Linked DNA regions of Mus musculus: region 2 is linked to region 1. Evidence: chromatin loops called from intact Hi-C (ENCODE). Cell type or tissue: left cerebral cortex. All regions are shown on one strand. Each heading gives the region's core, and the rest is flanking DNA. Links, peaks and the distances in the headings are about the cores only. Region 1 overlaps Lhpp (phospholysine phosphohistidine inorganic pyrophosphate phosphatase). Region 2 overlaps Fam53b (family with sequence similarity 53, member B).

Evidence for each region. Peaks named below come from ENCODE experiments on the same cell type or tissue, not always from the same donor. Only the 100,000 strongest peaks of a DNase experiment are listed, where the experiment ranks them.
Region 2: it touches region 1 in a loop (4-fold over the local background); 12 of 42 quality-filtered maps call a loop at or near these places.

What each region holds. Positions count from the first base shown.
Region 1 is chr7:132,651,184-132,662,190 of GRCm38, reverse strand. All of the region lies in intron 6 of Lhpp (phospholysine phosphohistidine inorganic pyrophosphate phosphatase), which reads right to left. Among named protein-coding and RNA genes, the nearest start is that of Lhpp, 46 kb to the right of the region's middle. In left cerebral cortex, for the core only: CTCF peaks have their summits at 5,390 (motif pointing left) and 6,004 (motif pointing left); DNase peaks (open chromatin) are centred at 4,041, 5,407, 5,965, 7,557 and 1 more place; H3K27ac peaks cover 2,561 bases.
Region 2 is chr7:132,706,138-132,717,144 of GRCm38, reverse strand. Fam53b (family with sequence similarity 53, member B) reads left to right here. Exons shown (of 5, transcript NM_001381858.1): 5 at 1,143-5,061. The coding sequence ends at 1,502. It overlaps Lhpp (phospholysine phosphohistidine inorganic pyrophosphate phosphatase), which reads right to left. Exons shown (of 7, transcript NM_029609.1): 7 at 10,726-11,007. Among named protein-coding and RNA genes, the nearest start is that of Lhpp, 100 kb to the right of the region's middle. In left cerebral cortex, for the core only: no CTCF peak of the experiment used is centred there; DNase peaks (open chromatin) are centred at 2,754, 3,547, 4,173, 4,985 and 1 more place; H3K27ac peaks cover 4,235 bases.

The sequences.
Region 1 (11,007 bases), core at 1,151-9,150:
GAACCATCATTAAAAATAGGATTTGAAAAAGAATTGAAGTTACATGCCACAGTGAAAATCCATTCAGGGACCCTCTGCTCTACGTCCACAGAGAACTCTACAACAGTCACTCAGAACTCAGAGCTGTCTCTTGCACAGTGTCCCACAATATATCCATTTCTGCAGAGTCCCCAGTGCCCAGCTACAGCCGACTGAGAGCTACCCCACTAGTCTACCCTCATTCCTGTTCTTCTAGAACTGCTATGGAAGGCACCAGGCCCCAAGCCTGGGGACGCTCCCTGACCTTTTTCAAGTGTTCCCTAAGATGCTGGACAGCCCAGAGTCCTGTCAGCCAACTCCGCCTCTTCTGGGAGAAAAGCCTGAGACCCACTGAGAGGCGGGCTTGGCCACGTCATAGCTGGGCCACAGTTAACTAGTCCCCCGTTCCATCCTACATTACTGTCTCTCTTCTTCCGTAAAGCCCCAGGGGTCCAGGTAAAGAAACAGCTCCGTTCCCTGGAAGAAGATGGACATGGTCTGGGGAAGTATCTGCTTCCTGCAGCCACCAGAACCAGCATGTGTCACTGTCTCTCTGGCTGAGTCCAGGAACGGAACAGATAATGCTAATAAATGGGTTCCCCTAAGGGGTGGGATAGCAGTGGGTACCACTCTGGCCCCTGCCCTGACATCCTGAGCCCCATGCATCAAAAGGACAGGGCAGAAATATGGGCAGGGCCCTGCTCCCCCTCCTCATTTGCCTTTTTCCTGACTCTCCTCCAAGGTACTCCTCTCTACCCTTCAGAATCTTCAGGGACAGTCCATGCTAGGCTAGATGTCTGTCCTATGGCTACAGCCCCCATGCCACTGTCCTATGGCTACAGCCCCCATGCCACTGTCCTATGGCTACAGCCCCCATGCCACTGTCCTATGGCTACAGCCCCCATGCCATGCAGCCCAGAAGAAGCTCTTGTTTGCATGTGACTCTTTCCTAGTTTCTGCAAGTGAGGGGAGGGGGGACTTCCCCACAATACACAGCAGGATGGTGTCACGAGGCCTGATTGCCAGCCTGACAGAAGCCCCTTTAAAAGTCTAACTATGAGAAAGAACAGCGCACACGGTTTGTTTCCATTTATAGAAAGTCCTGGGACAGGCAAAACTCTCTCTGCTATTAGCTATCTGGAAGAAGTACCTGAGGGGTGGAGGGCAGAAGATGCTGGAAGGGCCAGTGGGTTCATTAACTTACAGAGTTGTGTGTATCTGGGGTCTGTGTGCTTTTGCTACATGACATACATTAATAATAAGTTGTATTATTTTAAGTATGAGAAGAGCCCTGCCTACAGCAAACAAAATGCTTCTGACGCCTGTCCTCGGAGCTAAACCCCCAGCCCAGGGGCCACGAACAGCTGGGTGTATACTGGGAGCACTTTTTCATTATCAAGCTGACTGATACTGCAACTGAGGGGCACCCACATCGGGTGTTGGGCCTTCAGGGCTGCCAGACACAGGCCACACCACAGAGGGTTAATTCTAGGATTGGCTGCATTTCCAATCAGGGCTGGCACATGGCATATGTACACAGAACTGTCCTCAGATCAAGGCTCATAGCAAGAGCAGAGTCTCCCCACCACCCTTGACTTCCAAGAAGTGAAGGATTTCCACTCCCTCCTCGAAACCACAGATGGAAGAGCCAGCTCTGCACTGTACGGGGGTTGGAGGCCTCTCTGGCATACAGGGCAGGGAGAGGTATGCTCAGTTCCCAGGCCAGACAAAGTACCTAAACTCCCCTTCACTCTGTTAGCTCTCATCTTCCTGGGCACACACAGCCGCTGGCAGCCCCCGGGGTCACTCCCCCACCGCTAGTGTACTTGCCAGGATACATTCACGCCCCCAGAAATTTGGTGATGTGCAAATACCATACGATTTTTAAGTACAAAACTGTATTTTATAAACAATAACATTTTATGTCTTTCTGTTATTCCTGCTTCTTAAATAGGTAGAACAAAAATGCTAACTGGGTTCCCTCAGCGAGATGGGGCTGTGAATTATTTCCTCTGTGCTTTTCTGTATTTTCCAAAGAGGAGGCATTTCTTGCAGAATTATAAGAAGAAGGAGGAGGAGGAGGAAGAGGAGGAGGAGGAGCAGGAGGAGGGGGAGGAGGAGGAGGAGGAGAAGGAGAAGGAGAAGGAGAAGAAGAAGAGAAAAAAACCCTCTGCAGCATCTATTAAACATGAAAACAGGAAGAAGGAATGGAATCTTGAGGGCAGGAAATGGCTTTTCTGTCTGGCTGCTGGCTTGGGTCTAGGCAGGCCCCACAGAACCCTCCACCTGACAGGACATGGAGGACGGATGGAGCACAGCCCGTCGTCATCGTGGCAGAGGCCCTGGTTACTCAGCTCTCCCTTCTCAAGTAGGGTACTGAACCCAGGAAGGGCTCCCTGCTCCCAGTCGCCCCCATTCTCGGCCCTGGTAAGGCTTCGGACCTCCTTGCCCTTGGAGTCACAGGAATGTCAACCCTGGGCCAGCTAGAAGCACACAGCCTATAGGAAGGCAGCTCCTCCAGTTAGGAGGATGTGCCTCTCTGGCCATGTGACCTATCCCCAGCGCAGATGGCCTTGACCCCTGGGTTGCAGAGTACTGGATGGGATGGGGGAAATTCTCTCTCCTTTTCACCTGTACCTGGGCATTATATCCTAAGATGACTGGGTGGCAGTGAGGGTACCCTAGGTAGACCCTGAACACAGAGTGGCTCCATCACGGCTGCAGTAAGAACTACAGGATAGGAGGGACAGAAAGATCCGTGTGCTGAGGTCCACGTATACACGGACAGCAGCTGAAAGGGCAGGTAGGTACACCCTCTGAAACCCCCAAGGAAGTCGAGGGAGGTCAGGGTGCAGCTGTGGGACTGAAAGGTTCAGGGCAGAGCAGGCAAGACAGCAAGAGCCCCAGACTCGTGCCTAGGAGTTTTCTTGAGCTGCAATGACTACAGGCACTTTTTCCTTCTGGTTTCAAAAGTAATGAAAACATCTCCATGAGTTCCTGAACTATGGCAGGCCCGAGTAGCCCCAGGCCCCAGCAGAAAACCCATAGGAACGGCCAAGGTGAATGGGAAGCACGGCTACCAAGCTGAGCACACCGCCAGGGTTGCACAGTGCCCGGGACAGAGCTGCTCCAGAGCTGCCTGCTGCAGCCACTTCCCTCACAACATGGGGAGAGCAACCCAAGAGAGGTCCAGAGATGAGGGGGTTCAACTTCAGTAAGCACCTCAGCTGGCGTGATTACCTGGACCTGGAGGGATGGGGGAGGGATGGCATCTTGCCAGGGTATAGGCCAGCTTTGCAGCAGTGCAAGTTTGCTGCAGGCCCTGAGCTGGGCATTGAGTTAGAGGAGGTACCTGTGGCACCCGGAGCCTTGCTCTGGCAATAGCTACCTGTTACCTCCCAACTGCACGAGCTTGCTTCAGGCTGGGCATGCCTGCCACCTACTCTCTGGGCCTTGATTCATGGTACCACTGGAAGCTGTTTCTGGTCAAAAGGACCCCACCACTGGGGCAGTGAGTGGTCTGATGTCCAACATCTCCGTGGAGTACCTCATAGCATCATGTGCCCTGGACTGTTCTCGGCAGCTAGAAAGCGATGGAAAGAAGGGGAAAGTGGGGTCTTAACTCTCACAGGGACTCCAGGGTCTCGGGGTTGTTACTGTTCCTGAATGTGAATTATTTAAACCCCAGAGGCCACTGAGTTTAAATAATTCACTCTATTTACTTTCTAGGGTTGTGACAGGAAGCAGCTAGGAGGCTCCTCTCCTGGCTTACCGGGAGCCTTGCATTCTTTGTAAAGAGCTGGCTAATTGTTTTCATCATGAATCCTGGGAATCTGAGCCGCCCGGCAGTCTCCAGCACAGCCAGGACAACATTCCAGGGGCCAGCCCGAAGCCTTGGCTTGCCCATCTCCTGTCCGCAGTCCACTGGGCTTGCAGGGTGCTTCCTCAGTCAGGGCTGCAGGAGCCGAGATACCAGCTGGGGCACACACACACACCCTAGGCTCCTCCATCTGGCTGCAGCAGCCCTGTCTGCGTCCCCCTCGAAGTTTATTTTAAACTATTTCACGTGGAAAAAACTCAGCTTCCTCTTCAGTAGTAGGTTCCAAGAAGGCTAACCCCTTCCTCTCCAGTCTGTTCCACCCCACCCCTGAAAAAAACTAATAAGGACAGCAAAAATGCTACACACTACCGGAAACACGACTGCCCATGAGCATCTGTATCCTCGGGCCGAGACTCCTGGTACACTCCAGAATAAACGTACCCAGCTGTGAGGTAGCAGAGGCTCACAGAAAGATGTGCTTAAGACGGAGGCCAGAGCAGCCTGCTGTTCACAGACTCCCCAAGCTGAGCCTCCCTCTTTAACAGGTCAGAGGTCAGGGCTCACCAATCTCGCTCTGATTCTAAGGCAGGATAACCACCTTCCCAGGTCACAGGAGCTGCTTAGGGCACAGCATGGGGAGGGGCTGGTGGGTTTTACCATGGCCCCCAGGTTCTGAGGGAGCTGGGCAGAACTGGAACTTGGCATTCACAGCCTGGAAAAACCTGAAACGGCCCGTCTTGGTTCTGTAATCTGAACCCTTTGGGGCTGCCATGCAGTGGCACACAGAGTCCAAGCCCACTGCCAACAACAAGCCCATCTCTTCAGTGACATCAGACGCCTCGAGCGTGGGGACCCACTGCAGCCCCACAGCGCCCTGCAGGCTGATGGTACCCCAGCTGCCCGACACTTCTGTCAAGCACTGCCCCATTCCTGTCTAGGCTCTCTGTATAATTTAGACACAGGAGACTGAAAAGCAAAAGCAAAAAACAACAACAAACAAAAAACCAAACAGATAAAATGAAAAGAGATAGAAGTCAGGAAATCTCACTGCCTTCCTAAAGCCTTTACCAGCAGGCCAACCCAAGCAAGTCTGCCCATGAGGACGGACGGACACTTAGGGAGAGGCTGGAATGGGGGCAGCTGGGATGCTTCTATAGCTCTGTCTGATGACCACAGCTCATGCTCCCCAATGAAGGCCAGTGGGGAGTGATGGAGTAGTGGGTGGGGAGAGACAGTGGGGGTCGGAGGAGTAAGGGGAAAGGTAAGGAAGGATGCAGCCAGGTGGCGTGGAGAGTGCTTCACACCTTGCACAAACGCACGTGGGCGCAGAGATAAGCATGCCGTCTAAGTACACACTGAGCATTGTGGCACACAGGTACATTTTTCTTCCTCTAGTAACTGGTGTGTGTGGAAGGCAAGTGCTTTGCTCACCAAGCCATTTCCCTATTTCCTGGAGCAACGCATGTCTGGAGTATAGACAGGCCTGGGGTGGGAGCTAGTGTTGCCACATGGTGTGGAAAGTCACCATGCCTCTCTATTCCCCACCCAGAGCCAGTGGCGCCCCCTGCTGGTGGAAAGATACTGAGATTCTATGATAAAGGAAGCCCATAAAGAATCTAGGCAAAGCCCAGGATGGGGGTGGGGACACACGGAGACAGGGGTGGAAGAGCACAGCATGACAAAGGGCTCAAAGAAAGAATGAGAAGGGGACATCAGGGGACTTAGTGGGCAAGGACTGTGGTGTCACAGGGACCCCAGGCCCAGAATGCACACAGTTCTCTGGGTTCTCCCCCTGTGAAGGTCCCAGCTGGAGAAGAACACAAAAAAGCCTCCATGGGTCACAGAAGCTGCTGTGGTTCCTTAGACCCCAGCCTGCCCTGAGTCTAGCAAGGTGGCCAGACCACAGAGTGACAAAGACGCACGGCAACAGGGGAGCAGGCAGGGTGAGCATACATGGGAGCGAGCTGGCATGGATGTGAATATGTGAGTGTAAGGGGCGGAGGGACAGGGAGGCTGGCTGTGAGTGCTTTTAAGGGTGCACTGGGGCCTGATGTGCTTGCTGCGTGTGATCTGTGTGTTCAAGTCCTGAACTCCGGAAGGGCTGACTCTCCCAGAACCTGGTGACAAGGCGCCCTCTTGTGGCCAGAGCAGGAGGCGGTACATGTAAGAAGAAAAGGAAAGATTGTTTTGCGTCTGAATGAGGCCCAGGTGGATGTTGGGGCTCAGGAAGGATGGGACTGAAAGGACAATGAAGGGAGGGGAGGGGAGAGTAGATTAGAGAAGGCCAATGTATCTTGGATGCTGAACTCCACCAGGTGCCCTCGGTGTCTTCTCTGAGCTCCACCCTCCCCAATACTCCCCAAGTACCCTGTCCAGACAAGAAGCAAGGGGAGTGGGCTTCAACTGGCTGCACGGATACAGAAAAGAGCTCGGCCTTTTGGCTGACATGTGGAGCCTGGGTATGAGCAAGGGGTGAAATAAGGTTGCCTCTCCCTCCACCGTGCACCAGAGAGTGCTGTAAAGACAGTGTGTGTGACAGCCCCATCCTTACCTGTCACGGGCACAGAGACAGATTTCACAGCCACCACCCCCTGCTTCCTGGAGCAGCCCTGTCTGAAGTGTGCAGTGCTTTCTGGATGTGCTTGGGGGCCGTAAGGAGGCTCGGGACAAGATAAAAGCATGGGAATATGGCAGCTGCCACTAAGTTCGCTTCCTGGGCCATCCAGGCTGTGTTGGGGCAGGCAGAGTTGTGTCTCCAGTCATTCCCACGAGGGCTGTTCTGGTTGGGCATGCGCGGGCAGGTGTTAGTTCTGGTGAGATGGCTTCCCTTTTTAAGGAGTCCCAAACTCACAAATCACGGACAAGCCAAGTGCACCCTGAAAGATCATTTGCTTTTACAACAGTGTCCTGGCACAGGAGTCCCCTGAAGGCATGGTGTGCAGTGAAAGTCACTTATTGCTGACAGTTGGTTCCTCTCCTTTCTACTCGGCACAGCCACCACCTGTGCTCTGTGATCTTGACCACTGACCACTGCTTTAGCAATGACAATCTAGGACTTAAAGGTGACGATCATAGAGCAGGTGGAGCAGGCGGCATGAGTGCAGGACAGCCCCACACTGATGGCCCTGCTCCATTTGGACCTCAGTTTCTGCATCTGCAGCCGGGAGGTGGCACAATGGTAGTGGGAGCTCTAGGATCCTCCGAGAGGTTGCTCCATTTCCCCTTTATCAACAGGAAATAGGACTAGCCTCCAGTACCGGAGGTCCTAGGGGCCAGAGTACAGAGAAAGAGTCTGATACTGCCAGGCCAGAGGCTAGCCCAGTACTGGTCAGCCTAACACTGGAGTCTGATGCAGCCAAGCCAGAGGCTAGCCCAGTACTGGTCAGCCTAACGCCGGAGTCTGATGCAGCCAGGCCAGAGGCTAGCCCAGTACTGGTCAGCCTAACGCTGGAGTCTGATGCAGCCAGGCCAGAGGCTAGCCCAGTACTGGTCAGCCTAACGCTGGAGTCTGATGCAGCCAGGCCAGAGGCTAGCCCAGTACTGGTCAGCCTAATGCTGACACCTTGGGCCTTTTACTCAAGTTTCCGGCACTCAGTCCTCCTCTGCTCTTCTGAGTGAGACAGTCACCAGCCACTGGGATTCACTCTGGGTAGGGAGTTCACACCACTCCAGGCAGCTGGGTCTATTTTGGGAGAGCTCTGATAGACCTTCCTGGATACAGTTTCCTTGAGAATTCTGTGAGGGCCCTTCCAGAGCTCCACATGAGCACAGCAGGAGCTTAAGGCTATACAGGGTTCCTGTTTGCCTCTGAGAAAAGCGTGGCCTAGAAACCAGACCCTGCCTGCGTCATCCACAGGCACCATGAGGAGACCTCCCTGGTGTAAGGGTGAGACCAAATGACCCACTTCAGGATCTGCTCTGGGTCAGAGGCCCCCACAGCCAGGCCTTTTTTGTAAAGCTACCTCACTGATAGCTGGTCCTCTGACCTGATAGATAAATATGGAAGGGACAAGATGAGAGAAAGGGACCTGGGCCTGTCTGAATTCAGAGGCTGTTCACAGGCACACACAGAGAGCTTGCACTGCAGGGGAGCAGAGTTGCCGAACTGGGGTGGGTGTGGGGGGGGGGGGCTATGATCCCTCTTTGGCAGGATGCCAAAGTGGCTGCTAGGATGGCGACCTCCTCTTAGGGCTAAGGAACATCAGCGTGCAGTCAGGCCACCTAAGGGTGCATCTATGACTTAAGGGTGTCCCCTGTAGTGAGAAGGGACAGTGTAGGAACAAATACACATCTCCAGTCACAAAAGTTTAGGGTTAGGGTTAGGGTTAGACTACAATTTACCACTAATAGTGTAACATGCACAATGTTAGGGTTAGAGGTCAGGGTTAGGGTCTCTAACAGTAAGTCTAATGAAGTATCAACACTTCAAACTGTCTTCACTGTGGAAAATCAGAGCTGGGCTTGCTTTCCCTACTTGGTCTCTGAAAACAGTGTTTCTTGCATGTTCGCATTGGGACAAGTCACTTCTCCAGGCGTCATGGCTGTCACACCTGTAAGTGTCTCTAGGGCTTTAATAGCTAGATCCCTTGTCATGTCAATGCTCAGGTCCAACAGCACAAACTGAGCCTCTTATGCCAGAGCGGCCTCACTGTGGGTGACCCATTTGCTCCTTTGCAAATATTAAGGTTCTTACTCTGCCACCAGCCAGGCAAAGGATGACCTGCCTCCTTCCAAACAAGTCCCGTCCTGTGGAACGGGGACAGTTTCTGGAAGCCTAGTGGTAGTTCTCCACGGCAGCACGGTCACCATCCCTTGACACCAGTGGGGGACCCGGCACTAGACAACACTTCATAGTAACAGAAAGATGCCAGAAAACAGTCAAGACAAAAGCGTACTGCACATTATAATCCCATTTTTGTAATAAAGGGAAAATCTAAACCTGTGTGCTTGTGGGTACCAAGGAGATGATCTCCCTCTGGACAGAATTCTCCCTCCAGTGCAAGCTCCGTCAGTGGACATCACTTCCCGCTTGTTGATTGTGACTTTTACGGTGCTGGGAGTTGCGTCTCACACATGCTTGGTAAGCATTCTACGGAACTACACCCCACCCCACTGACACTTCCCTCTCAGTGGCACGCAGAAGGCAGATCTCTACAAAGGGGAACTAGAGATGGTGGATTCCCCCCCATCCTACCTGTGTATAGGCCTCCCTACCGTAGTGTGGGGTCTTCCTCAGAGACTCTGCAGCCTAGAGGCTCATTCTGGCCAAGAGGAAAGGCACAGTTCACTCTGGGGACACTAGACACATGGGTTTGGAATGGCCTGATAGACCCCAACATTGGACGCATTCCCTCAACTCAATTAAGACATGTTTTCCTTAAAGAAACTAGAGTGGCCCTACTTCTGGGTTTTCAAACACAAATGTGCCACTCATGTTTGACCGGTAAGTTGAAACACACACTGAGCATGTGCTAGCTGAGTTCCCACTTCTGAGCAGCAGGGGACACCGCCATACACAGAGCACAGCCCTGAAGGGTGCCGAGTCCCACTGCCCTGTGAGGAGCCCCTGGCCAGGAGCACAGCAGAATCAGGCTTTGCGACTCTGGGGAAAAGGAGGGATCAGGGACCTTAAGGTCTGCTACGGCCTGGACGTATCCCCTAAATTCTGGTGTTGGAAACTAACTCCTGGTTCACAGTGTTGGCCTTTATAGGTGTTTGGTCATGAGATTAATACCTGTTGAGGTTTGGTCCATTGCTACATACTGTAATGCTATGCACTATAATGCTATGTACTATAATGCTATGTACTATAATGCTATGTACTGTAATGCTATGTACTGTAATGCTATGTACTGTAATGCTATGTACTGTAATGCTATGCACTATAATGCTATGTACTGTAATGCTGTGTACCGTAATGCTATGTACCTTAATGCTATGTACTGTAATGCTATGTACTGTAATGCTAAATGCTGTTCCCCACCACCACCCCCAGGTCTGGCTTGCCCTAGGGATGGGGAAATCCTTATGTACACCAAGTAGTGCTATGTAACCAGGCTCCTTAATTTAAAACTATTGGTTGAATAAATATTCCTACACTCTATAGCTGGGCAGAAGAGAGGTAGGTGGGCCTTGTTTCCTGGGCTTGGGGTCTGGGGCAGAGACCATGAGGAGAGGAGAAAAGAAGATGCCATGGGGTAGCTGGGTCATGAAGCATGGCCATGAGGGCAGACCAATTGGAATAGGAGCAGCCCAGGCAGAACACAGCAAGTTTTATCTCGGGGTAATTGGCAGGGGAGTAGACAAAATTGCATAGATGGTTGATACCTGCCCAGCTCTCATGCTGTTAAGGCTTATTTTACACACACACACACATATAATATAAATATAAAAGTTTTGTGTTTTTTTGTTTGAGGACTATATGATCAAGGGTGGAGTAGAAACCCTCGAATAATTATCACCACAACAGATACCTCATGAAAAGGGCTTGGGGAGTGGGCTCTTTGTTCCAACCAAACGTTAGGATTCACAATTCCTCCTCTTTTGAAAATGCAGGAAGACACACCCAGAGCCATCTTGGAATCAGACACTGAACATACTGACATGACACCCCAGCCTTCAGAGATACGAGAGACTCTACTTCTTGTCTTCACAATAAGGTACTGTGTTACATCAGTGTGAACAGACCAGGAAGGGTCAAGCAGGCCACTTGGAAAGAATGCTTTTGTAGCTTATGAGCAGGGCCTTCTCAGGCCAGACATAACCAGTGGAGCCTTAAGATCCTCCTCTGAGAGGCTGGGGAAGAAAGGAAGTCTGTAGTTCATGTGCATTGGGGCTTCCAACGTGGGAGAGTCTGCGAGTGGCTGAGATTCCCTCCCATGTGCCGAGCTCACAGACAGCCTCAGCTCAGGCTTCCCTCAGGTTTCTCACCGGGGATGAGTCTCAGAGTGAAAGGCAGGGCAACGGTGGATTCTAGCCCTGCCTAAGATAATCATTCAGATGTGTGTGACTGACATACCATCCCTTAAACCCAGATAATGAAGTCTCCCTAGCATTGACAAAACAGTGCTCTGTTTGAATGGTCTGGCCACAATGCAAGCCAGTAAAACAAGCAAGGCAGGAGCTGGTGATGTGGTTCAGTCAGCAGGGTGCACGGTTAGAATGCACAG
Region 2 (11,007 bases), core at 1,457-9,456, 55 kb before region 1:
CACGGCCACCCTAGTCTGTGTCTCTTGTCTGAAAGGACATGTGGAATCTGGGTCATTCACTAGTTTTATTTAATACAGTGTGGCCATGGGTATTCATGTGGGGCTGGGGATGTAGTTCAGGTAGAGGATAAAGTTAGCACATGGAAGGCTCTGGATGTCCAGCCTCCAGTACCACCAAGAAAAAAGTCTTGTATCTGTTCTTCCCACAGACCTTAAACTGTCTTCTCAGACTCAGTCAAAACCTCAGATTAAAAAAACATTCAGGGGCTGGTGAGATGGCTCAGTGGGTAAGAGCACCCAACTGCTCTTCCGAAGGTCCAGAGTTCAAATCCCAGCAACCACATGGTGGCTCACAACCATCCGTAACAAGATCTGACTCCCTCTTCTGGTGTGTCTGAAGACAGCTACAGTGTACTTACATATAATAATAAATAAATCTTTAAAAAAAAAACATTCAGGAAGAGGCTAGAGAGAAAATTCAGTGGTTAAGAGCACTAACTACTCTTCCAGAGGTCCTGAGTTCAATTCCCCGCAACCACATGGTGTCTTACAACCACCTGTAATGGGATCTGATGCCCTCTTCTGGTGTGTTGGAAGACAGCCAGTGTACTCATACATTAAATAAATTAATTAATTAATCTTTAAAAAAAACCACTCAGGGAAAACATTGTATCGGCACATAAAGAGCGAAGGGCACAGTATTAGCAGCCTCTGCTGAGCATCTGCATCATAGCAGGTATAGTTCTCAGCTGAGGGCTGACTGCACACATCACGTTAGGTAAGGATGTGCGCACTGAAGAGGGAGTGGGTCCTGGCTGGACAAGGGACACCTGGGATGAAATAGCCTTAGATCAGACATCTTGTTACCAGGCCACCTATTAAGTCTGAGGTTTGCCCACCTCACCGCAGCTGCCCACAAGCTGGGCCTCATCACATTTTTGCCTTTTATGTAGTGACTGGCCACAGGTTGTGTTCAGTGGCCAGAGGCACTTCTTCATGAACCATCCTCAGACTTGGTGATCTTACTACAGCCTGGCAGATTAACTACCAGCTAGGCTTTGTGTGGTTATGTAGGATGTGTGGTCTGAGGTTCCAAAGCGAGTCTGGCCTCTTCACTGACCACTGTATCTCTTCCTCCACAGAACTGTCAGACCTTCAGCAGCCTCAGTTGCCTGAACATGGGGGTGGACGACCACAGCTCCCAGAGCCCCTTTGCCCTCGTCAGCAGTACCCGATCCTGGACCGCATTGCTCTCAGCCTCCAGCCCAGGGGGCAGGACTCCTGCTGGGACCCCAGTTCCTGAGCCTGTTCCCCACTCCTTTGATGACCAGTTCACCTGCCAGGAGGACCTATCCTGTGACGAGTCAGATGGCTGCAGTCTAGATGAGGATTGCTGCAGGAAGGGGGATCCGGCCACATCCTGGCGGGACCGGGGAGCCTGCACGAACAGCCTCTGCTCTTTGGATGGCGAGCTGGACATTGAGCAGATAGAGAACAACTGAGGGCCCTGACCTGGGGAGGAGGCACTCCTCTAGGCCTTAGGTCACTCTAAGGGGGACCTGGCTCCTGGGTCTGACAGAGGCTCCTCCAAAAAATGGAGCCCACCCATTTTCAAAGGAACCAGCCATCACCCTGTAGTGCCCAAATTTGTGAAGGCAACTTGGCCACACCTCACAGGCGACAGCTGGCCTCCCACCAGTTCCATGGAACTACTGTAGCCCAAAACAGGTTTTCGGTTTGGTATCCTCCTCTTTGTTCCTTACGGAGTGCTGGGTAGCCACCATTTTCCAGTAGGGCTGGGCCAGCTGCACCCTTCAGGTAGGATGCCGGGGGCCTGAGCCCCCTTATAGCCTTGCTCAGGTTCCTTCTGGGGAGTTACCCAAAGCCTCCTTTACTTAGTTTACTCCGTGCCTTCTCTCCCAGGTCTCCCTGGCCCAGGCTTGGGAAGGTTCGGGAGACACCTCTTGTAGTGACAGCAGACCGTGTGGCCTTAATCCATTTGGGGCACTGGCAGGGATTCTGGGATAATCCATGTCCCATTTTTCGGGATCAGGGGATAGTTAGGAATGACCAGAAGCCATCCATATTGGGTAGGCATTTGGTGGTTGTGTTGACTGAAAGGTGGGCCCACCAGCTCTCCCATGTCACCAAGAATCACCCACACCTCTGCCACCTCAGGGGCTGCCTTGGCAAGGCTGACATTGGTAGCCTTCCTTCTGTCCCCAGTCCCTGAGAGCTGAGCTCAGTGAATTCAGCTGTGTATAGAGATGTCAGTGGCAAGATGACCTCTTCATAGTGTCCTCAGGATCTACAAACAGGTGCAGAAGTCTCGGCCCTGTGTACATTCCTGGGTAGAGGGATGTCTGCTGGCTGCTTTGCAGGCTAGCCACTCTGCAGGCTCCTCTCTGTAGCAGTCTATGTTGGGGGCCTGCAAGCCTCCACCACATTCCTAGCACATTGTTGCTTGTTCACAGACACTGCTGGCTTTAATGAAAGCATACCACCGTTGGCTTCAAGACACCCCCCACCCCCAGTCCACTGATGTGAGCCTAGCCCCAGGCTCTCCTCTGCAGGCCCAGCCACAGCATGGCTTGAATCACACTCCCCCTTGCAGCTCCTCACTCCCAGCATAATTCCCAGAGGGCATCCGTTCCGGCAGCTCCCCTCAGTCCTCCCTGCAGACATGCTACAGGGCTCTGCACGCTGGGACTCTGGCTTTTAGCAAACTTGGCATCTTCTGCAGACAATAGCAAGTGGGCTGGCTTACACAAGTGGCTTGTTTTCCCATAAGGCTAAAAATAACTGGTGCATTCTCTTGGGTTTGCGGACATGTGATCTAGGCACATTTGTAGTTGCTCTGCTGTGCCTACCCTCTGAGATTTCACTGTCTGCTGGCTGAGCCCAAATGGCTGTTACCTTTCTCCTAAAGAAAGACCTTGATGGGAACCTTTTGTTTCAACTTTAATTTGTCCATACACCAGAAGAACCGAGGCTCAAGTTCTGATGTATAAGGCAATGTTTCTCTAAAACCAGACCCAAAGTACAGGAAGCCCCGCTCCTATAACCCCAGGTTGGGTAGCCTGGTGGGTCCCTGTGGTGGTGGTCGGGGCCCAGCTGGCCTTGGGGGCACTGAGAAAGCAAAGTAGAAAGCTGGTGGAGGCATGACCTACAAGCCCTGCCTGGTGGATCACAGAGGAAGGTAGTTGAGAGGGCGTGGGATGCACACCCCAGTGCCCTGGTTCCCAGAAAGCCCACAGTGAGGGATTCTGTTATCTGAAAGAACTTTATGGTCCCTAAAGCTATTCCCACTCCCCCACCCCCCAGGAAAGGAGAGGCTGGGCTCTGTCCCCTGGTCTGCTTCACACAGGCTGTTAAGGCCAAAGCACAGAACAGTTGCCAGCTGCCTCTCCTGAGGACTGGGACCTGAGCTCCTGGTGGCAGGTGTGTGTCTTAAGGCTGATGTGTGGCCGGCTTGTCCGTAGACTAGCTCTCTTGAGCCTGCTGGCGGAAGGACAAACAGGAACTTGCTGAGTGACAGCTTCATCTTTGCTTCCTGCCTCTAGGAGACTGTTCCCTGGGCGGCAGTACTCCAAACCCGGGGTGGGGGTTGGCCCTTTGCAGTTTCCTCAGGCTTTTCTTGATGTCCCTGTCCCACTAAGGCCTCAGTCCAAGCACCCAGCAAAAGCAGCCAGAAAAGATGGTGGTAGCTTTTCTGCCTAGTGTGTTCATTTGCTTTCTGATGTTCTTTTCATCAAGTAAAGCAGGTTTTGTCTAGAAGGTTTCCAGTCAGCTTTCAGCAGTTGTGTGACCCAGACAGACCCATTCATCCACCCCATTCACTGGCCCCCAGACCTCTGGTCTTGGATCTCCTGGAAGAAGGTTCACCTGGGAGGTCCACTCTGTCTCCTGTGTGCGTGGCAGCACAGGCAGCAGGCAGACTGGCTCACCCGAGTGCCACACCCCAGAGAAGCTGAGGGTGGGCTTCACCACTCACCTGCCTAGGCAGCCTCCACCAAAGCCGACTGGGCCTCTTAGCACGTGACATCCCGTTCACTCCAGAAGCCACTGAACCGACAGAGTTGCCCTAAGCCGGGTACCTGACCTGAGTTCAGGGTAGCAGCCTAGACAGTTTACATGACTGCCCACTCCTGCCTTACTCCTGGGTGGTGAAGGTAGAAGCTGGCCAGCACCACGGGCTCCCTTCATGTAGGTCCATGGAACTTGTTCTGCCCACACATGCAGATGTGTATTCTCAGAAAGCCTTACTTTAAAAAAAAAATTTTTTTTTGTAGCAGGAAAGTTTTCTAAATTTGTATGCAGAAAGTTAAATAAAATGAAGGCCCACATTAAACAGGACATGCTCACTCCCCCAGTTTCTAGATGGGTCTCCTATGCAGACCAATGGCCATATTTTATTATGGGTTCATTTAGTGTTCACAGCAGTTAGAACTCACCCCTGGATCCTGCAACCCATTTCCACTGATGTGGTTAAAATTACTTGAATGATGGCCACTTAAAACGTAAGCCAGGGGCCAGGGCTCAGGGACGCTCCGCCCATACAACCCATGATGCTGCCCCTTGCCATGCCCATGCTGCTGGTCCCACCCCTGCCCCTGGTGCCAGGCCTCTGAAGGAGGCAGAGAAAGATACTCTAGAATTGCAGACTGATGGAGCTCCTTTAGGCTAGATAGGATAGCCTGACGTAGCATAGTCTCATTGGCAAATGAACTGCATCGTCAGTGTTTGGGGGCACCCAGGGGTCAGGGACAGATGAGCCCACAGGCCGTGCTAGGGCCACGTGTGCCGTCCCAGCCAGGCAGCAGCAGCAGCAGCAGCAGCAGCAGCGGTACTGTTTGAGGCAGTGTGGTGAATGGCGTGGTGAGCCAGAACCCATCAGGGCTGCAGCCTGTAGGCTGCCCATGCTGGGTCTGCTCGTTAGCACCACGCACCATCGCCTGCCTCCCCCCCTGACAGGCCGTGACTGTCTTGCACTACAGCCACTCTAGTCTCAGGAATTTGCTTGTTCCTTTTACTGTGTAAATAAAGCTTCCTGGTCCAACACCCGGCTGCCTGCGCATGGCTGTGTGCTTTTTGTTGGGGGCAGTGAACCAGCAGCTCTCCTGTCAGCTCTGGACTGGGAGAACTGCGGGACGGACTTCTGTCCCCATGCCTCAGAGAGAAGGCGAAATGCTGGGTGGCTGTGGGAGTAACTGCTGCCCATAGCCACAGCCGCCATCGCAGGGAGCCGCAGAGGAGCCAGAGACATTGGCATGGGGGGGGGGGGGCATGGTGTGCTGCTACTTCCAAGGGAGCAGGAGAGGAAGCTGCCCTGGCTGAGAGGCAGGCCACTAAAGAGACCCTGGAGGCCGTAGAGCTGGGCTGTCAGCTCAGGGCCTCGCCCCCGCGGAGGGCAGCGCAGTTCAGAGCTCTGCTTCTTGGGCTGTGGAGATACTAGAACACACAATTCACCCCTGGGATGGGCACACAATCCAGTGCTTACCCTCCAAACCAGACACCTGAGTAACTACAGCTCAGGAGAGCACTGTGTCTGCAGTCCTGAGGACCCCAGCAGAGAGGTACACTTAATGTCTGTCACCCAGTGTTGGTCCCTGTAACTGACCATGGAATGTTCTCCCAGAGCCTCTGCTATGGCCAGACCATCATAGTCTGGAGGTGACATCCTGGACCACTCTTCTGTTTTGCTGCTTTGGCAACAGATCCCTTGTCAAACTATATGTGAGTGTGTATCTTAAGAGGCGGTGGACAGAGAGATGGCTCCGTGGTTAACCAGAGGACCCAGAGTCAATCCTCAGCGCCCATACAGGAGCCATAATCATCTGGATTATATATATAGTTCCAGGGGATACAGTGGCAGTGTACATGGCATAGGGACATGCAGGCAGAACATCCATAAACTACATACATACATACATACATACATACATACACACACACATATGAAAGAAAAAAGAAGTGTTCCAGAGTGGTGGCACATATCTGTAACCCTAGTCAGCACTCTGGAGGCTGAAGCAAGAGGATTGCGTATTTAAGGTCAGCTTGGGCTAAATATCAGGATCCTGTCTCAGAACTCCCCCCACAAAGCCACCCTTTGTGGTTGGGGGTGGGCGTAGCTTGGCAGGTAAAGGCCACCACATACACACTGGCACACACCCACACACCATATACACAGTTAAAATCAGGGCGTGAGAGCAAGGTCCCAGGCTGGCCATTCAGTCTTCCTAGGACACCAGCCTTCTGCCTTTCATATACGGTAAGTAGTTCACAATAGCAGGACAGAGGGCAGGAAGGCCACAAGCACAGTCCTGCTCCTTAGATTCACAATGGCCTTGAATGACCCAACTGCCCCCCTAACCTGCACCTCCTACTCTCCAGTGGTACCAGCCTCGTTCTAGCCCTGCCCCAGCTCAAGTTGACAACATGCACAGGACTCTGTCCTGATGCCTCCCCACACTGCTGTCTCCTGCACCAAATATGAGGTCTTCTGAAAATAGGATCCTGTTCGCAGCCAGGCTTGGGCTCACTCGATGCCCTGTTGTCTGACAGCAGTAGGCCTCAGCGTTCTGCAGTCCCCAAGCCCGGCTGGTTCAGGGGTCCACCCATCTAGGGATGTTCCCAATCACTAAGTAGGCCCCCTGTCTATACACGGAATGGTGGGCCAACGGGCTTCTGGGAGAGCAGCTCTTTCCCAAAATGTGGGTAGGGAAAAGTCCCTCCCCACAAAATGCCCAACCTGGGCAGTGACCTTCAAGTGGCTACTGTTTTTTGTTTTTTGTTTTTTTAACTTTTTGGTTGTATTTCCTACGTAATAATGCTCCTACAACCCCAAAACTTGGTGCAAAATGCTCAGTCTGCCTATTATCCATGGAAAAGCTGGTGTGATAATGATAATCACACTGGCTTGTAAGGTGGGTCCCTGAGCACCCTGTAGACTCAGCACATGGTTGGGTCTTCCCATTTTAAAGAGATCTGCAGGAGGCTTTCTTCCTGCCTGTTCCACCTGCTAAGGATGTAAGAGTCAGAGGCAGATGAGTCCCTTGTGGCTGACTGCTAGGTAGCTGAAGATCAAGAGAAGGGGAGGCTGTGCTGCTGGGTAGTGCTGCCACCCTGAGAAACATCAAGGCAAGAGGGTAGTCCTCTAGGGGAGTAGGAATGGATCCTCTCAGGAGGGAGAGGACAGCTGAGCACTGGATGATTGCAGCCCCGAGGTCACCACAGGCCATCTTCACGGGATTGCAGGCAAGGCTGGAGGGAGCATCTTAGAATCCGTCTTCAGAAAGAGCATAAGACACAGGCTAGACCTTGAGTCTCCACTCTCTCTTTTACTCCTAGAGACTCCTTGGAAGAGTCACTTTAAGGACCATTTCTCTGAGTTCACTGTGGCTCAGAGGATAGTGTGGTCTCTGACCAGATCATATAGGGCCTGAAGCCCACTCCTTGGCAGAAAGAGAAAACCCAGCTTATCTGGAGAGACCAGCCAAGGAGAGCCAGCTTGGTCACTGCTCAGGAAAAAAAAGGGGGGTGGGGGAGAGAACCCCAATACCCATGGGGCACACTCATCAGCAAGCACAGCCCACTGCAATGGCTCCAAGTGGCCTGAGCTACTGGGGGAACTCTACTGGAGCTTTCTGTATATCCAGCTAAGAGGCAAAAGGCCATCCATCCCTTGAAGGTGAATGGCACTGGCCAGACTGGTGGCCCCTCATCCTGATGCAGATACTCAGCCAATTTCTTCCTCTGAGAGCCTAGAGGTCAACCTGCCCACTAAGGCCCCACTGGTGTGTTCACCGTGCCAGAGGGAGTGTCGTTGTCTAGGGAAATCTCAGAGGACCTCTGACTCCTTTACGTGTGTACAGTTGCACAGTGCGTGCACACATGCAGAGGCCAGATGTCAAACTCAGTTTTGGTCTTCAGACTACGTCGCCCTCCCCCCGGTGTGTGTGTGTGTGTGTCTGTCTGTCTGCCTGCCTATGTCTGTGTAAGCCAGAGGTCAGTGTCAGATGTCTCCCTCAATCTTTCTACCTTACATTTTTATTTTTCACTATATTTATTTATATGAGCGTGTGCAAGTCTATGGGCCACAGCCTAGGTATAGAGGTCAGGAAACAATCTACTTGTAGGAGTCAATTCTCTCCTGTCATATGGGTCCCAGGGATCAAACTCAGGTTGTTAGGCTTGGTGGCAAATGCCTATTCACTGAGCCATCTTGCCTGTTATTTTTTTTTTTTTTTTTTTTTTGGAATAGTATTTTACTGAGCCTGGAGCTCACTGACTGGGCCAGGCATGGCTGTCTATCTAGCTCCCAGGATCCTCCTGTCTGCACCTGCTTAGCATGGGATTACAACTGCACACTTCGGGGCTAGAGAGATGGCTCAGCAGTTAAAAGTACTAGTAAGCTGCTTTTCTAGAGGACACAGGTTCAATTCCTAGCACCAACATGATAGCTCACAACTGTAACTCTAGTTTCAGAGCTTCTGACACCTTTACACACACACACATGTAGGCAAAACCCCAATGAAAATAAAAATAAATTATTTTTTAAAAGTACATACTGGTAACACCCTCTGTTGTTGTTTGGTTCTTTGGTCTTCTTGGAGGGCTTCTCAGTGTAGGCTTGGCTATTCTAGAACTCACTCTGTAGACCAGGCTGGCCTCGAAGTCACAGAGATCTGCCTGCTTCTGCCTCCCAAGTGCTTGGTAGTTTGAGGGGGTCAATTCCAGCCTCATGATTAAATGGTGTCTTAGTCAGGGTTTCTATTCCTGCACAAACATCATGACTAAGAAGCAAATTGGGGAGGAAAGGGTTTATTCAGCTTATACTTCCACACTGCTGTTCATCACCAAGGGAAGTCAGGACTGGAACTCAAGCAGGTCAGGAAGCAGGAGCTGATGCAGAGGCCATGGAGAGATGTTCTTTACTGGCTTGCTTCCCCTGGCTTGCTCAGCTTGCTCTCTTAGAACCCAAGACTACCAGCCCAGGGATGGTCCCACCCACAAGGGGCCTTTCCCCCTTGATCACTAATTGAGAAAATGCCTTACAGCTGGATCTCATGGAGGCATTTCCTCAACTGAAACTCCTTTCTCTGTGATAACTCCAGCTTTGTCAAGTTGACACAAAACTAGCCAGTACAAATGGCTAACAATTAACTGACCGAAAACATCTAGCAGCTACTTCCTTTTCAGCAAGCTCTATCTCAGCTGACTTCTTTACCCACTGGGCTAATTCCATAGCTGACTTCTTTTTATGAGAAGTTGTCTCCCGAGGAGAGTCATCAGTGGCATCTGGGTCAGTTAGAGAAGAAACAGAGGTAACAGCTGTCCATGCATCCGATTCTGAAGCCTGACACGGGCTAAGAGGGAATACTGTCCCAGGGCCCCTTGGAGAAGGCCCTTTGTCTGGTCCCACCGTGGACAGCATGGCTCACCACTGCTGGGCCTAGTGGGCCACTATGGTCGGAGATGGCTGTGTTGCCCTCAAAGCCGTAAGTTGGAGAGTTGATCCCCTGTGTGGTGGTGTCAGGAGCTGGTAGGACATTTAAACTGTGGAAAGTTCTTAGATCAGCTGGGGGGATCAAAAGGGCCATCCTGTCTTCCTGTCTCACCATGGAAGACCCCATGAGGTCTGATGAGAGACTTTGGGCAAGGCTGGTACTGTATCCTTCAAGCCTTCTCAACTGAGCTATACAAAACCCACTCTTCTGTTTCGGTTTTTTTTTTTCTTTCATTTTTTTGTTATCATTTTGTGACATTTTTGCCATGTAGCTGAAGCTGGCCTGGAATTTGTGACAATCCTGCTTATGAGCCCTACATGCAAGAATTACAAGCATGCAACTCCACCACGCTTAGCCTGCCTCTGCTATTTTGTTGTAGTAATGAAGACTGGGGGGCTGATGAGGGCTGAGCTGGGAAGGGTGCTTGCCTTTACCAGCGGAGTCTGATTCCCGGAACCTATGGAAAGGCAGAGGAGAGAAGCGACTCCAATAAGCTGTTCTTCCGGCCTCCATAAGTGTGGAGTACCTATGGCATGCTTGTATACACACACACACACACACACACACACACAAATGGAACTTAAAATCTTTAAATATATGAATAAATATGGGAGGCAGTGCTAGTGTTTGTCCTGGTCTGTCTTCTCCCATTAGAAAGAAAGAAATTCTCCTTGACCACTATCAGATGCCATTTCTTGCTCGTTTCCTTGCTCTCTCTCTTTCTCTCTTTCCAGATGGGGTTTCTCTGTGTAGCTCTAGCTGTACTGGACTCCCTTGTGGACCAGGCTGGCTTTGAACTCACAGAGATCCACCTGCCTCTTCCCCTTGAGTGCAATACCACGCCCTGCCAGTCTATTTCTTTTCTTTTCTTTCTTTCTTTTTTTTTTTAAAGATTTATTTATTTATTTATTATATGTAAGTACACTGTAGCTGTCCTCAGACACTCCAGAAGAGGGAGTCAGATCTCGTTAAGGATGGTTGTGAGCCAACATGTGGTTGCTGGGATTTGAACTCCTGACCTTCAGAAGAGCAGTCGGGTGCTCTTACCCACTGAGCCATCTCACCAGCCCCGCCAGTCTATTTCTTAACTTCTTAGAGGTCAGGGCAGGGGAGAAGTTCCTCTCTACTGTTCAGAGGCGTCGGAATCTAAGACCCTGCTGGGGGTCTCCATTCTCTTACTACTCTGGACCCTTACTAAGAAAGGCTGAGTCAAAGTGGGGCTGTTGGGGTCAAGTTTATTGAGCCATTAGCTTGTTCTGTACACTGGAGACAACATGGTTAAGTCTGTCCATCCCAACTCTAAGGAGCTTTCTGTGCCTTCAGTCTTGACTGTAGAGGTGGACATTTCTCTCTGTGGGAGGGTACTCTTCAGTTTCCTGAGAGTTATCCCAGCCTGTTTCCTAAGACAGGGGTTGGAGGCAGAGTGCTGATCAGTCATTCTGACTGGGGCCAGATAGGGCTATGGGTGGTGGGCAGGCTGGCTCAGCTCTGTGGTTTC